Linked DNA regions of Homo sapiens: region 1 is linked to region 2. Evidence: chromatin contacts called from ENCODE Hi-C or POLR2A ChIA-PET data. All regions are on one chromosome and are shown on one strand. The core of a region is the stretch at or near the end of the contact, and the rest is flanking DNA. Distances in the headings are between cores, read along the strand shown. Region 1 has its middle 30 kb from the start of SNRNP48. Region 2 holds the start of DSP-AS1 (DSP antisense RNA 1).

What was found. A loop is a pair of places that touch in the nucleus more often than their neighbours do. ChIA-PET counts read pairs that join two places held with the same protein, here RNA polymerase II (POLR2A). Pooled maps may share reads with other maps.
Region 1: a loop to region 2 is called in a pooled map, with 3 times the contacts of the local background. The contact joins the enhancer-like site here to the promoter of DSP-AS1 in region 2. A Hi-C loop is called at or near these places in 1 of 37 single-sample maps with no recorded cell type and 4 of 50 pooled maps. POLR2A ChIA-PET finds 5 or more read pairs at or near these places in 4 of 52 experiments (H1, HEK293, HepG2 and 1 more).

Annotation. Positions count from the first base shown.
Region 1 is chr6:7,616,275-7,623,495 of GRCh38, forward strand. It overlaps the pseudogene RPL29P1. Among named protein-coding and RNA genes, the nearest start is that of SNRNP48, 30 kb to the left of the region's middle. RefSeq lists a silencer at 1-16. Within about 2 kb of position 2,162, at least 4 of the 41 ENCODE cell types and tissues checked have a DNase peak (open chromatin) inside an H3K27ac peak, as active enhancers do.
Region 2 is chr6:7,538,321-7,545,274 of GRCh38, forward strand. DSP-AS1 (DSP antisense RNA 1) reads right to left here and starts at 4,763. Exons shown (of 2, transcript NR_183331.1): 1 at 4,726-4,763; 2 at 2,131-2,733. It overlaps DSP (desmoplakin), which reads left to right and starts at 3,351. Exons shown (of 24, transcript NM_004415.4): 1 at 3,351-3,765. The coding sequence starts at 3,596. RefSeq lists an enhancer at 1-1,339.

The DNA of each region.
Region 1 (7,221 bases), core at 912-3,411, 75 kb after region 2:
TACCTCTGAGCTTTAAGCATGGTAATGCCCACAGTTCACTCTTTCCACCTCTTCTCTGTCTGCATTCTCTCCCTAAGTCCCCCACCTCCACTTTTTTTTTTTTTTTTTGAGACAGAGTCACTCTGTTGCCCAGGCTGGAGTGCAGTGGCCGATCTCAGCTCACTGCATCCTCTGCCTCCCAGGTTCAAGCGATTCTCCTGCCTCAGCCTCCCAAGTAGCTGGGACTACAGGCGCCCGCCGCCACACCCAGCTAATTTTTGTAATTTTAGTAGAGATGGGGTTTCACCACGTTGGCCAGGCTGGTCTCAAACTCCCGACCTCAGGTGATCCTCCCGCCTTGGCTTCCCAAAATGCTGGGATTACAGGCGTGAGCCACCATGCCCCGCCTAAGCCGTTTTTGTACTGACTAATCCAAACACCACCAGCTTTTCCCCCTGAATTCCAGACTGGACACCACCACTTGGATACCCAATCTGATTGGCATCTGAAAGCAAATACACTTAACAGCAATTTTTTTATTTCTTCTCCACTTCCCATCCTAAACAGCCTTTCTCTGGTTTTTCTCATCTCAGTAAATTGCAATTTTATTCTTCCAGTGGCTCATCTTTCACTCTTTTTCTCATATCCGCCTCTAATCCGTTGGCAAATTCTACTGATTTCAGTGTTTTCCCATTTCTTACTACCACGCTTGCCATCAGCCTAATCAAAGCCAGTATCATCCCAGACAATCAGAAAACTTTCTTCTGGGTCTGTATGCTTCCAGCTTGTCTCCCATCTTGTCTATTTCTCTGTGTAGGAGCCAGGAGCCTGCACGGTCCTATAATAATGAAGGTAAGACCATGTCACTTCTCTGCTCAGAACCCTCCAGCGGGTCCCCATCTCACACAGAGGAAAGTCCAGATTTCTCACCAAGACCTAAAGGCCCGCATGGCCTGTGCCCACCCCTCGCTCTAACCTCACCTCCCACCGTGGCCTCCCTCACCCATCCTGCATCCACTCCTTGCTCCCCAGGTGCATGAGGTTTGGTCCCATCTCATGTTCTCGCTCTTCCTCCTGTTGAAAATCTTGTTCTTCACGTCCTCTGGTTCTCTATTCCAGAGTCATCTTTTCAGAGCCGCCTTTCCAGACCCTCCTATTTAAAATTGTACTTTCTCCACCCTTTCCCCTTCCATTGTTTTCCCCTGTAGCACTTTGTAGCCTAACATAGCTTATGAGATTGTAAGTTTCACAAGCGCAGGGACTTGGTTTCTCTGCTCCCTGCTGGATGCCCAGTGCCTGGCAGATGGTGGACGCGCCACAGCTATTTGTCAGATGAATGAATGAGGACCAGTGTCCAAGGCGATCCAATTTCGAAAAAAAAGGAACATATTCTCTCTAACCTGTATACGTCTGGTTGACTAAAGCAACAGTATTTTAAATCAATTTTTAACTAATTGATGACTTATTTATATGGAGAGGAGCTGCCATTGCTCATTGTTTCTCTGTCGGGACGGAGACAGCAAGGCAGATTTTCTCTGTCCTGGGAAGAATCAGGTGAATACATTTGTTTCTGTGGACGTGCAGCAAGCTTTGTCCTAGAGGGGTGGGCCAGGGCCTCTTTGGAGACTTCAGGAGGCTGTCCCTTTCTTTGGTCCCTCCTTCAAGTGTAGGGAGATAATGAACTTCCTTTGAGGAAAGAAATGAAAACCCCAATCTTCTCCTTTTTGAGGCTGAGCATTATCCAGACTTCTACATTTGGAGATAGTGCCTGCTGAGGCGGGTCTACTGACAGAAGTAAGCTCCAAGGCCTCCCTCAGACAGCTAACCTGGTGACCTGGGTTCCATGGGATGCCCAGATTGTCATGGACATGAAAAAGGCTGTGGGCAGTGCTGGGTGGAGCACCTCTCTGCCTGGGGTACTTGCTTGTGAGTAGGATCCTGGGGATCCAGGCTTATTCTGAGTGTGGGACTTCCTGGGTGGAAATATTCTGGAAAAAGTGGAATTTTGCTGCCTTAAAGAATCACTAAGTCTTGGAACCCGCAGTAGTGCCCATGATCTCTTTGAATTAGACAAGAAGAGTGCTTGATTGTAGCTCTTGCAATCCTCACTGCCTGGCAGGGCAGCTCATTCCGGAGCAGCCTCGTTCTGGGGTAGCTGTGGTTTTCTTCAGCCCCGAGGGCATTTGCTGAGTTTTGCTTTATGTGACTGGATGGGACTGGCCTTGGAGACACTAATAAGCACGTGAGGGTTTTTGGACAATGCGAAGAGTTGGTGCCAAGCCACAAGTGGGAGATGTTGAACTTCCTGCGAATCTGGTGTGTTGTAGCCTGAGTCGGTTTCAATATGAAAAATAAGAGTGACAGTGCCTTCCTTGTATGCTAATCTGGCGAAGTGGCTCATGCTGGCCATGTAACAACCTGGCAGCCTCCTACAGAAGCAAGTGGGGTGTGGCATTCCTGCTGTCTGCATCTTCTGTTTGTCACCTCGCCCACTCTGTGGCCATATCCCTTGTCCTGATGGCTTCCATCACAGCAGCCGGGGGCAACTCAGCCTGGACTCTTCCAAGCCTTTCTCTCTGTTCCTAGCCGTGTGCGGCTAGAGAGCATCACAAGACCCCAACCTGGTGCCACGAAGGGGTAAGGACCCCAGTCACTCCCCTCCACACCTTTAACTCCCCTCTTCCTGTCTTCTTTGCTTTCCTCAAACTGACAGCCTGGCCACTTCCCACTTCACTTAGAAAATAGAAACTGGCAGACACAAACTTCTTTCCCACCCTGCCACAAAGGCTGTTCCTTTCTGGGCATCTGGGATGATGAGAGCTGATGGGTACTGAGTGCCTCCAAGGAGCTAGGGCTGCCCTACAGGCCTCACACGCTAACTCATTTAATTGTTTGTTCTCTCCTACATAAAAACCCCCAACCCCAAACCAACCAACAAAACCCAACGCACAGAGAGATTAAGCAACTTGACTGAGCTCACACAGCACTGGGATGAGACCTCAGGCAGCCTGACTCCAGAGCACCCAGCACCTGCTACGGAGCCTAGAACACAGAAGGCACCCAGGAAAAACGGGTTGAATGATTCCATGCAGGAATCTAGGAGGCTGAACTTCAGCTTTAGAGTAGAATGCCCGTCAGCTCAATATCAAACACAAAGGGAAAATAATGATGATTTTGGGGAGGAAGAAGTGGTGAGACACAGTAAATTTATACTTAAATTTTATTTTCCAATGCAAAAAATATCTTCTAAGTGAAGAACATGTGACAAATTTGCACAACTATAAAGAAGGAAAATAAAGCCACTAGGAAACACAGTACACTTTGTTCCATTTTGAAATCCAAATATCTCTGGGAAAAATACTTCTACAGGCCACTCTCCTTTACATCTTTGTCACAATGAATTTCAGATCCCCACTGACATTACTGTGATAAGTGTTTAAGATTCAGAGGTGCCAAAATGGAGATCAAAGTCCTAATTGTGGCAGGATGCGCGGTGGCTCACACTTGTAATCCCAGCACTTTGGGAGGCTGAGGTGTGTGGATCACTTGAGCCCAGGAGTTCGAGTTCAGCCTGGGAAACATGGCAAAACCTCCTCTCTACAAAAAAACAAACAAACAAGCAAGAAAATAAAAAAAACCAACAAAAACAAAGTCTTGATTGTATTAATGACAGCAAGGCAGGTGCTCACTCAGTCTCAGGTTCTTGTGAGACCAACTTGGAGACTGAATGTGGACTTCTCATGTCCTCTCGCAGTTTGAAACTGTGTGGCTCTGCCCTGGGCTCACTCACTGTATTTGTCAGGGTTTTTCCAGAGAAATAGAGTCAATAGGGCGTGTGGAGAGAGAAAGAGAAAGAGAGAGAGAGAGAGAGAGAGATTTATTTCAAGGGATCAGCTCATGCAATTGTGGAGGCTGACAATTTCGAAGTCCACAGGGTGGACCCGCAGGCTGGAGACCCAGGGAAGAGTTGATGTTACAGGTGAAGTCCAAAGACCGTTTTCTGGCAGAATTCCCTCTTGCTCAGGAGACACGAGTCTTTTTGTTCTGTCCAGGTCTTCCACTGATTGGATGTGGCCCACTCACATCCAGGAAGGAGATCTCCTTTACCTGAAGTCTGCTGATTTAAATGTTCATCTTGGCTTCAGGAACTGTGGGTTATGGTGCAGACATGGGAAAGTTCAAGAACAACACTACAAACAACCAGTCCTGAAAATAGTACAGAAACACATCAAGAAATCCTGATCACAAAGATTGATTTCTTAAAGGGATGGACCCCAAGTTCCCGAAGAACATGCACTTCGCCTAGAAGCACAACGAGAAGGGCCTGGAGAAGATGCAGGACAACAACATGCGAGCTGAGGCTATCAAGGCCCCCCAAAGCCTATGGAAGTCCAGCCCAGGGTTCCAAAGAGCGCCAGCCGCAAGCTCGATTTGCCTACACTGCCCACCCCAAGGCTGGGAAGCATGCTCGGGCCCACATTGCCACGGGTCTCAGGCTCTGCTGGCCAAAGGCCAAGGCCAAGGATCAAACCAAGGCCCAGGCCTCGGCTTCAGCTGCAGCTCCAGCTTCAGTTCTAGCTCCTGCTCAGGCTTCCAAAGGTGCCCAGGCCCCCATGAAGGCTCTGGAGTAGAGAGCTTCATCTGCCAATGTGAGGACAGAAGGACTGGTGTGACCCCCGGGCTGCTGTCTGCATGGGGCTGGTGTCCTCCTGTGCTATTTGTGTGAATAAACCTAAGGCAGGAAAAAAATGCTGATCTCGTCCCCAAACACCCTCACAGAAATATAAAGAATAAGTTTTGACTACACATCTGGGTACTATGGCCTAGCAAAATTGACACATAAAGTTAGCTGTCACACTTAGCTAGCTGCAGGTGTCAGAGCTGGGAAAAGATCCCCTTCCATGATCAGAGGCCCTGGCTGGCAGGGAGGGGGCTACCACATGGAGGCTAGAGGTGGGGAGCTCATTGTCCTTCAATTCGGGTGGTCTAAAGGCAATAGGCTATGCTGGACAAGGGCAGGTCCTACTTGGACATCTTAAATAGAATTGGGGGCAGATTCCATTTTTGGGGGGCCCTCTTTTTAAGAAAATAATACAAAATTAGGGTCTGGGTGCAATGGCTCACACCTGTAATCCCAGCATTTTTGGAGGCTAAGGCGGAAGGATTGCTTGAGGCCAGGAATTCAAGACCAGACTGGGCAACATAGGGAGACCCTGTCTCTACAAAAAAAAAACATTTTTTTTAATTAGCCAGATGTGGTGGTGTGTGCCTGTAATCTCAACTGCTTGGGAGGCTGAAGTGGGAGGATTGCTTGAGCCTGGGAGGTTGAGGCTTAAGTGAACCATTATGGTACCACTGTACTCCAGCCTGGATAACGGAAGCTGGAGTGACAGAAACTAGGTGATAGAGAGTGGGAAAATAATTAGGTATCAGACCTTGAAAGGAACTCCAAGCATAAATTTCATTACCCCATAGTAAATCATCTATGAGAAAGAACGCAGATAGAAAGGAAAGACGAGAGTAGCCTACTTCTCCAGCATTCCTGGAGCAGGTAGAGAATAGGTTATCAATAATTGCATTTGAATAGGTGACTGAGGGAATGAAACTTTAAGGGTGAAAGTTGGGTGAAGTTTTTGGCCATTGGCCTTGCCGTGCTTCTGAACCATGACTCACCACCTCCATGGATGGACCAGTGTTTGAGCTCGTCCAAGTTCATATGTCTTTTCTCTGAATCAGGGGTTGGCAAGCTTTTTCTGTGAAAGATCAAAGGGTAAATATCTTAAGCTTTGTGGGCCATACAGTTTCTGTGGCAATGACTTGACTCCACTTTTGTAGCACAAAGCAGCCAGAGACAGTTGGTAAATGAAGGTGTGCGGCTGGGCACCATGGCATTTCATTTACCGAAAGAGGTGATGAGCAAGATTTGGCCCCCAGGCTGCCATTTGATGAGCTCTGCTCTAGGTCACTGCTTTTCAGTATTTAAAAACAGGATATTTTCTTCAAATCACCTTCAAGAGCATCTAACACATAAGCCTGATGAAAACAGTTGCTGCAGTTTAAGTTTGGGTGGGTGGGGGTCAGCCTAGAGCCTGGTCCTTCTCATGGTGACACCAAAGGAAACTCCATGGAGCTCCCTGGGTTCTGAGGAACCTAGAGTGAAGTCCACTGCCCCACTCCACATGGCCTGTCCCCAATACGCTTCCAAATGATCCTTCCTACATTTGTTGTGATGTTACTTATTATCCCCACAACTAGACAGTAAGACCCTTGAGAGCCTGGGCCAAGGCCTTGCCAGCTTTTTCCCTTCTCTATGGTGCCAAGCATGAGCCGAGACTCAGGCACAGCTGTTTAACGTGGAATAACCTGGGAACTTGGTCTAACCTGAGTTAGTCCCTGACTCAAGGTAATCAGTCGCTGAAGTACAGATGCTAGAGCTGGAAGAAGGCAGGGGTTCACTTTCTTCTCCGTGTGGGCCCCATCCCCCAATTTGTCAAGTGAGAGAATGAAGCCCATTCATTCATAATGTCATTCACATCTAAATTTGTGCTCTGACCAAGATTTTACTTTCTCACAGATATTAAGTTTGGGTTTATCCCCAACTAGGTTTATCCCCAGTGTTTTCGGAAATAAGTTCTCAAGGTTGTTATGGAATTATTAGAAGAAAAACAGTGGGTGGCAGTGGTGGTATGTGTGTGAGTGGGTTGGGGTGGGGTGGGGAAGTCGGTCAATGTGTGCAGTTCCTGCAATAGGAAAAGAAGCATGTGCTTCAGGTGAAGGGAATGCCGCTGACAAGGGTCCTTACTTATGCCTAGAATGATGCTGGGCAGACATCCTCAATATTGGGAGAATTAAATGGAATGGTAGCCTCCAGGAGCCCTCACTATCCTGCTACTCATTTTCTGAGTTCCTGAAGTTATAGAGTTAGTTACACAAAAACAAAAATAGACACATCATGAAAATATTTAATGACCACAAATAAAATCTTCCCCTGCTCGGCCAGGCATGGTGGCTCATGCCTGTAATCCCAACACTTTGGGAGGCAGAGGTGGGTGGATCACTTGAGGCCAGGAGTTCGAGACCAGCCTGGCCAACATGATGAAACCCCATTTCTACTAAAAATACAAAAATTAGCCGGGCATCGTGGCATACGCCTGTAATCCCAGCTACACAGGAGGCAGAGGCAGAGAATCACTTGAACCTGGGAAGTGAAGGCTGCAGTGAGTCGAGATTGTGCCACTGCGC
Region 2 (6,954 bases), core at 3,513-6,012:
AAGAGGGAGGTTTACTGATTTACATGTGGGATAAAGACAGGAACATTAACGGTTAAAATTTCGCATCCAGCAAAGAACTTTTGGCTTAACAGGTGGTACCTTAAGCTTTATATGTTTCACAGTGTTCAAGAATGTTCACGTATTTTATCTCATTTGACCCTCACTGTGGATTTGGAAGGTTGGCAGAGCAAGTGTTATTTCCATTATACACATGAAGAAATTGAGCTCTTGCATAAGTAAATTGTAGCACTAAGATTATAACTATGGGCAAGTTATCCTCGCTCTTCACTGTGTGATGAGCCAACCTGGACAACTGATGTGTGTGTGTGTGTATGTGCATGTGTGTGGGTGTGTGTTGAGGTGGGGGGTGTTCCATCTGTCGGGCATGTCAATCTGTTTATTTTATCCTCTTATCTTTCTTTATCACCCTTAGAGAAAGATAAATGAAAGCCACTGTCTTCCTAGAGCAGGCATGTTTGGTAGCTGGAAGCCGTTCGTGTTCTTGGGGATGCCTGGAAAAGCCCAGGAAGCAGTAAGATGGGTGAGGAAGCAACGCAGCCAGAGGTGTGATTGGTGGCGTGGGCTCTTCGCCTCCTCCTCTGTTTTGCCTGCAGATTGAACAGTTTTGTGAGTCTGGGTGGTGTTTGGGTCTGTGTGGAGCCTGGTTCCTATGACCGTAAGGGGACCCTTGGCTAACAAGAGCTTTTGTTACCACTGGGGGGGTGGTTAATAGATATGTGGGTTTTTTTTAAAAGGATAATTCTACCGTGCAATTGTGTAGCCTCTTTATTACACATTAGGGAAGAATAATCCCTGAATTTTTTTTTTTTTTTTTTTTTTGAGACAGAGTCTTGCTCTGTTACCTGGGCTGCAGTGCAATGACACGATCTCTGCTCAATATAATCTCCACCTCCTGGATTCAAGTGATACTCGTGCCTTTGCCTCCCAAACAGCTAGGATTACAGGCGCCTGCCACCACACCCAGCTAATTTTTGTATTTTTAGTAGAGATGGGGTTTCATCATGTTGGCCAGGCTGGTCTCGAACTCCTGACCTCAAGTGATCCACCCGCCTCTGCCTCCCAAAGTGCTGGGATTACAGGCATGAGCCACCGCACGGGCCCCTGAATTTCTTAAATCAAAGTTTTACTATAATATATTTAAGGGCAGTGACTGGACCCTATTTATCTTTGTATGTTGCAGAGTATTTCCATATCCTAGGTTATAATTATTTGCTGAACAAATGAGATGCATAGAGGGAAAACATCCTAAATGAAATGTTGTACATTATGCACTGACATTTTCCCTCCATGCATGTCTTTCTCTCCTCCACCAATGGATATTATGGGCTGTTTGTGCAGAGGCTGACTTCCAGCCATTGATTCTGTTTGAGAAAAACCACCGTCTTGTCTATAGATCAGTGTTTGTACAGGTTGAGCATCCCTAATCTGAAAATCTGAAATCCAAAATGCTCCCAAATCCAAACTTTCTGAGCACTGACATGATGACCACAAGTGGCGAATTCCACACCTGACCTCATGTGATGACTTGCAGTCAAAGTGCAGTCAAAACTTTGTTTCATGCACAAAATTATCTAAAATATTGTATAAAATTACCTTCAGGCCATGTGTATAAGGCATATAGAAAACATAAATAAATTTCATGTTTAGGCTTGAGTTCCATCCCCAAAGATCTCTCGTTACGTCTATGCAACTATTGCAAAATCCAAGAAAATCCAGAATCCAAAATATTTCTGGTCCCAAGCATTTTGGATAAGGGGTACTCAATCTGTATAATCATTTAAACACTTGACCACTTTGGTTTTATTAAAGATTCGAGGAAATTGAGACTACGATGCAAATTATTGGTTGTGCTAACAGTGATAAACTTTTATCTCATTATATGTGTTTACTCCTTGAATTTAAGACGTTCAGCTGTAAAAAGAAAAAGAACAAGACATTTTGTCAAAAATTATGCCTAAAGGGTCAAGTTGTCATGAGAAGTGCTATAATACGACAAATTTTAGAAAGTCCCCCCCACTCCCTTTACAACATAAAAATGTAGTTTTTTATTTTTGTTTTCAGTTCATAAACATTTTGGAAACGCACTGTATCAGAAGGTAATTAGCGGCATTGTTTGGAAAGATGAAAAATTTATTAGAAAAGATCTTTAAATGGCTTTTACTAAAGCGTCATTTAACAATTTTTCATATTATAGAAACAGCTTTTCATGGATGGTGTGACTGGGTCTGTATCCAAACCCGGTTCGGTTCCTGGAGCCAACGGCGTAGTTAACACTCAGCCTCTTGCAGTTAACACTCAGCCTCTTAACTGGGAGTGGCCCTGGAGCAAGTCGCTGGAATGTTCAAGCTCCGCGTCACTCATCGGTACCAAGTTGATGATCTCTGCCTAGGGTTCTTCGCCACCCTCAGGCTCAAGTCCCAGGAGGCCTCCTCCGCTGACTTGGGTGAACAGCTCTGAGTTCCGGAGAGGGTTCGGTCTGCGGAGAAGCGCGCGAGAGACAAGCATCCTCAAGGTTCTGGTACAAAATTTGGAAAATGGACCTGGCGTTGAAATCTTTACTCCTCGTTTAAAAAGACCATCGAAAGGGAAAAAATAAAAGAAATTGCAGTTTATATTTTTGTTATCCCATGAAAAATTAGCTGCAGTGTTTTCCTCTTCATGCCAAAGAGATTAATATTTACGGTGAAGACTTTTCCAGGAAGTCGTGGTTTTCTGTAAAAAAAGGTTTTACACATCAGAAATCGGACTTCTGGGGCAATTTCCTGAATTCCTGGAATAAAACAAAACAAAAAAAAGCCCCCAAACAAAACTCTATCATCTAAAGCGTTCCCTCCTCACTGTGGTCCTAGTCAATGCGTGGTAGGTAGCGTTTCCAGTGATCAACAAAAGTAAATATTTGACCAGTAAGTCTCCAATCGAGAGGCCCCTCCATTCCAGCTATTTCCGCCCGGGGACCGAGGAAATCCTCAAAAGCCGGGCCACGCATTCCCAGCCCGAGAGGCCCCAGCGCAGAGCGCAGCAGCCCCCGCGAGCGCAGGTCCTCCCCGCGGTGGCTTCGCCCAGGGCGCTTGGGTCTCGGGGACCCCGCCCCCGCCCCGCCCGGTGTTACTCAGGCCTCGGTGGCGCAGGGCGGAGTCGCGGGCGGCGGGCGCAGGTGGGGAGGGGCGGCCGGAGCGCGTCGGTGACACCCGCGGGGGGGCGGGGAAGGCGCGGCGGCCGCACCCCACCCTGGGAAGAAACCGGCCAGGTGTGGCCTAGGCGCCCAGTGCCAGCGGGGAGGAGACTCGCTCCGCCGCCGACCAACACCAACACCCAGCTCCGACGCAGCTCCTCTGCGCCCTTGCCGCCCTCCGAGCCACAGCTTTCCTCCCGCTCCTGCCCCCGGCCCGTCGCCGTCTCCGCGCTCGCAGCGGCCTCGGGAGGGCCCAGGTAGCGAGCAGCGACCTCGCGAGCCTTCCGCACTCCCGCCCGGTTCCCCGGCCGTCCGCCTATCCTTGGCCCCCTCCGCTTTCTCCGCGCCGGCCCGCCTCGCTTATGCCTCGGCGCTGAGCCGCTCTCCCGATTGCCCGCCGACATGAGCTGCAACGGAGGCTCCCACCCGCGGATCAACACTCTGGGCCGCATGATCCGCGCCGAGTCTGGCCCGGACCTGCGCTACGAGGTGACCAGCGGCGGCGGGGGCACCAGCAGGATGTACTATTCTCGGCGCGGCGTGATCACCGACCAGAACTCGGACGGCTACTGGTGGGTACCTGCCCGGAGAGCGCGGGCTGCGGGGCTCGCGGGACAGGGAGGGACCGTCCTCCTCTGGACGACTGGGAGACTCGGGTCCCGAAGGTGGAAAGGTTTTTTTGCCCCAGGTCCCGAAAGAACTTCCCGGCCGCGCTGGGAGCAGGACCGGGTGTCCTGACGCGTGCGGGGACAGGTTGGCCCCTGTCCTGCGAACAGGGACTCGGTCGTACCTTTCTCCCCTCCCGCGAGCCCGGGCGGGTGGTCAGAGGGGGCGTCGGGCCCGCGCGGGGCTGTCCCCTGCCTGCTGGACACGGCTGCAGCCGCCTTTGTCCCAGCCCGCGAATGGGAGGTCAGGCGAGGTGGGGCTGCGACCACAAAACCCAACCTCTCCAACCGTAATCAAAGTAAAAGAGGAAAGGAGCGGGGCCCCGGTCCTGTCTGGTGGCCGAGTGGTGCTCGGGGCTCCGCAGTCTCTACCGGCTCACCCCCAATCCCCAGTAACCCCGAGACCACGACTGCAACGACTCCTGGACTCCTCGGCCACCCAAGGACGTTTGTATCAAGGCTGCGCGTCCCGGCGGCGCGGGGTCCTGTCCCGAGGAGGCGCTTCGGCTTCCCCTGTCCGGGAAACGAAACTTCCCCGCCGGGGCGGCTGCCGGGCCCGGGTCTCGAAGTTCGGCCGGGACGTGCCTGTTACCTTCGGTCGTCCGCGCCGCAGCCCCCGCGGGCGAGCGCACCTGGGGCCCTGCCTCTGAGCCTTTTGTTTCCTCCTTTTTAAAAACACCGGATGAAAGACCCCAGTGTGCCTTGGATCGCAGAGCGCCGGCCGCATGTCTGCTTTGATCCAGAATGTGTGGGCAGGGGAGTGGGGGGGTGGGAGAGGACGACGCTGGGGGCCCGCCCTGGCCTAGGCGCCCCGGGAAGACCCCCCGGTGAGAGGGTCAGCTTCTCCGGATCCCAGCGGAAACAGACCGAGGGCGTCATTTGGGTGGGTGGGGAAGAGATCCTGTCCCTGCTTTGACCGGGTCTCGGGAGCTGGACTCTAGATGCCCACGTGAGCCGTGCGCGTTTTGCAGCCCGCCCCACCTCCCCGCCCCCTGCTAGTTGTTCCCACGTCGGGCTTTTGGGAAAGAGGCCCTGAGCGCCGGGACGTTATTTACCAGGCGTTGTGGCCCTAGGCCTGGGAGGAGCAACCTGAATGCGCTCCAGGGAGTTTTGTTTTGCAAGCAGTTTTGAAGGCAGGGACTACTCGAGTTGCAACCTGTTTTCTGCTTAGATTCATTTATTTATTTATGGGGCATCCTGAAAATCTATTTTCGCTTTTTTTTTTTTTTTTTTTTTTGAGTTAGCAAAGAATTGTCTCAATCTTGGAGTTCTTTGTTTCCTGAACAAAATGTGTCTGGGGATTTCCAGGGAAAATGTGCCAAGCAATAGAAGGAATGAAAACTTGGGTTTTCATTACATTTGTTTTAAAATTTTGCCAGCCATTTAAATCTGAAATTTAAATTTTCTCCCGCAGTCCTCCAGGATTTGAGATGCACATCCTTTAAATGTGTGGGTTACACACAGTTTAAATCCAAGTCAGAATAGAATGCGAAGGACTCTTTAGTAGCTCTTTTTGGCGTTTTCATGAACCAAGTATTTATTTTGATTATTATTTATAACTATGCTTTTGCTAGCTTGGATTTCTTATCTTTTAAATAGACAATAATCAGTACTATTAATCGAATATTTCACTCCCTTGGCTTCTTATACCTTTTGTAGGGGAGTAAAACTTTAATAAATTAAGTGGTTAATGAACTGCATCAAGGTACATGTTTTATTAGGATTCCCCATTGAAACATTTAATTTTGGGCAGGCTCCATGTTTTTTCCTTGTGTAGTATCATCCCGTGCTCTGTTTTTCCAACTTAAAGCCTACTTACAAACTTGTCAAGTCTCACATCTCTCTGGGAAGGGGAAAGAGACCCAAGTGAAAAATTACCTGACTTTGAGGAAGGATGTTTTTTCTTCTCATTAATGTTGCTCTGCCCGGCAGCAGGGCGTCAAGCTCAGGGCTTGAGTCGGGAGGCGGTCATTCTTTCCGGGGATCCTGGCAATGGAGGTTCCTCTCGAGCCTGACCCAGCCTGCAGTGGTGCTACTGACTACAAAATAGCCCACAAATGCTGACTTCTGCGTTTTCAAATAATAGCGACCGCCTGAAGGCAGGGCATGTCGCAGTTTTTCTGGTGGCATTCTGGTTTTGTGTGGAGGGATATGTTTGGCTGTGGCGTGCACTTTGTAGAAGCAGGGTGCCCTCTGTGCCCAAGGGAGCCACTGCTCTCTGCTAAGTGAATGATGATTAAGAATTTCATAAGTATTTTTCTGACCCGAAGGTTTTCTAAATAAAGGTTTTTGTGGTTTTCTTTTCTTTCTTTCTTTTTTTTTTTTTAGCATGAAAACTAGTATAAAAACTATTGGTTGACTTTAAACTCATTTATTTCAAAAACTGCTACTTTATGGCTGAATTATTAATAGATTGGTGATTTTTGAGATGAGTGTTTTGTATCTAGCCCTTCCCTGAATAAAGAAATTTGAATGTGTGGAGGGCCCAACTCTTAGTTTTCCTTTGAAAATGACTTTAAAACATCTCTCTCTCTCTCTGTCCTTTCCACGAACAGCACTTACCCGTTTTTAGGACAGTATTAGATCTCATTGTATCCTAATTCCCTCTTTTTCCCCCGACCACCTGCCTGTTCTTTGTGTCTTTGTTTTAGATTGAATGGAATCTGCAACTACTTAATTTTGTTAACATTTGGTAAATGTTACAACCTTGATAATGAAATAATAGACATGTACATGTTTTGAAATGTAAATTTTGGATTCTTCTTGGATAGGACATTATATTAATACTGTTTTCAATTACAGCAGAATTACTCTAGTCTTATTCCTGTCATTAAAACAAATTATAAATAGTGAAATTTGTTACCAAAGTAACAAAGTCTCACAGTTAGATCTTTCTTTCACCCATCAAAGGGTGAATTTGTGGGAGGATTAAAAGCAGAAAATAGTCATTAAGTTTCAGAAATATGTGGTTATAATATTAATGCTTATTTTTCTTCAGATCTCATGATTTCAAAACTGAGATACGTGTGATCATTATTTCATATACATTTTAAAGTTAGTCTTAAATTAGGTTTTAAGAGAAGCTTATTTCTTACT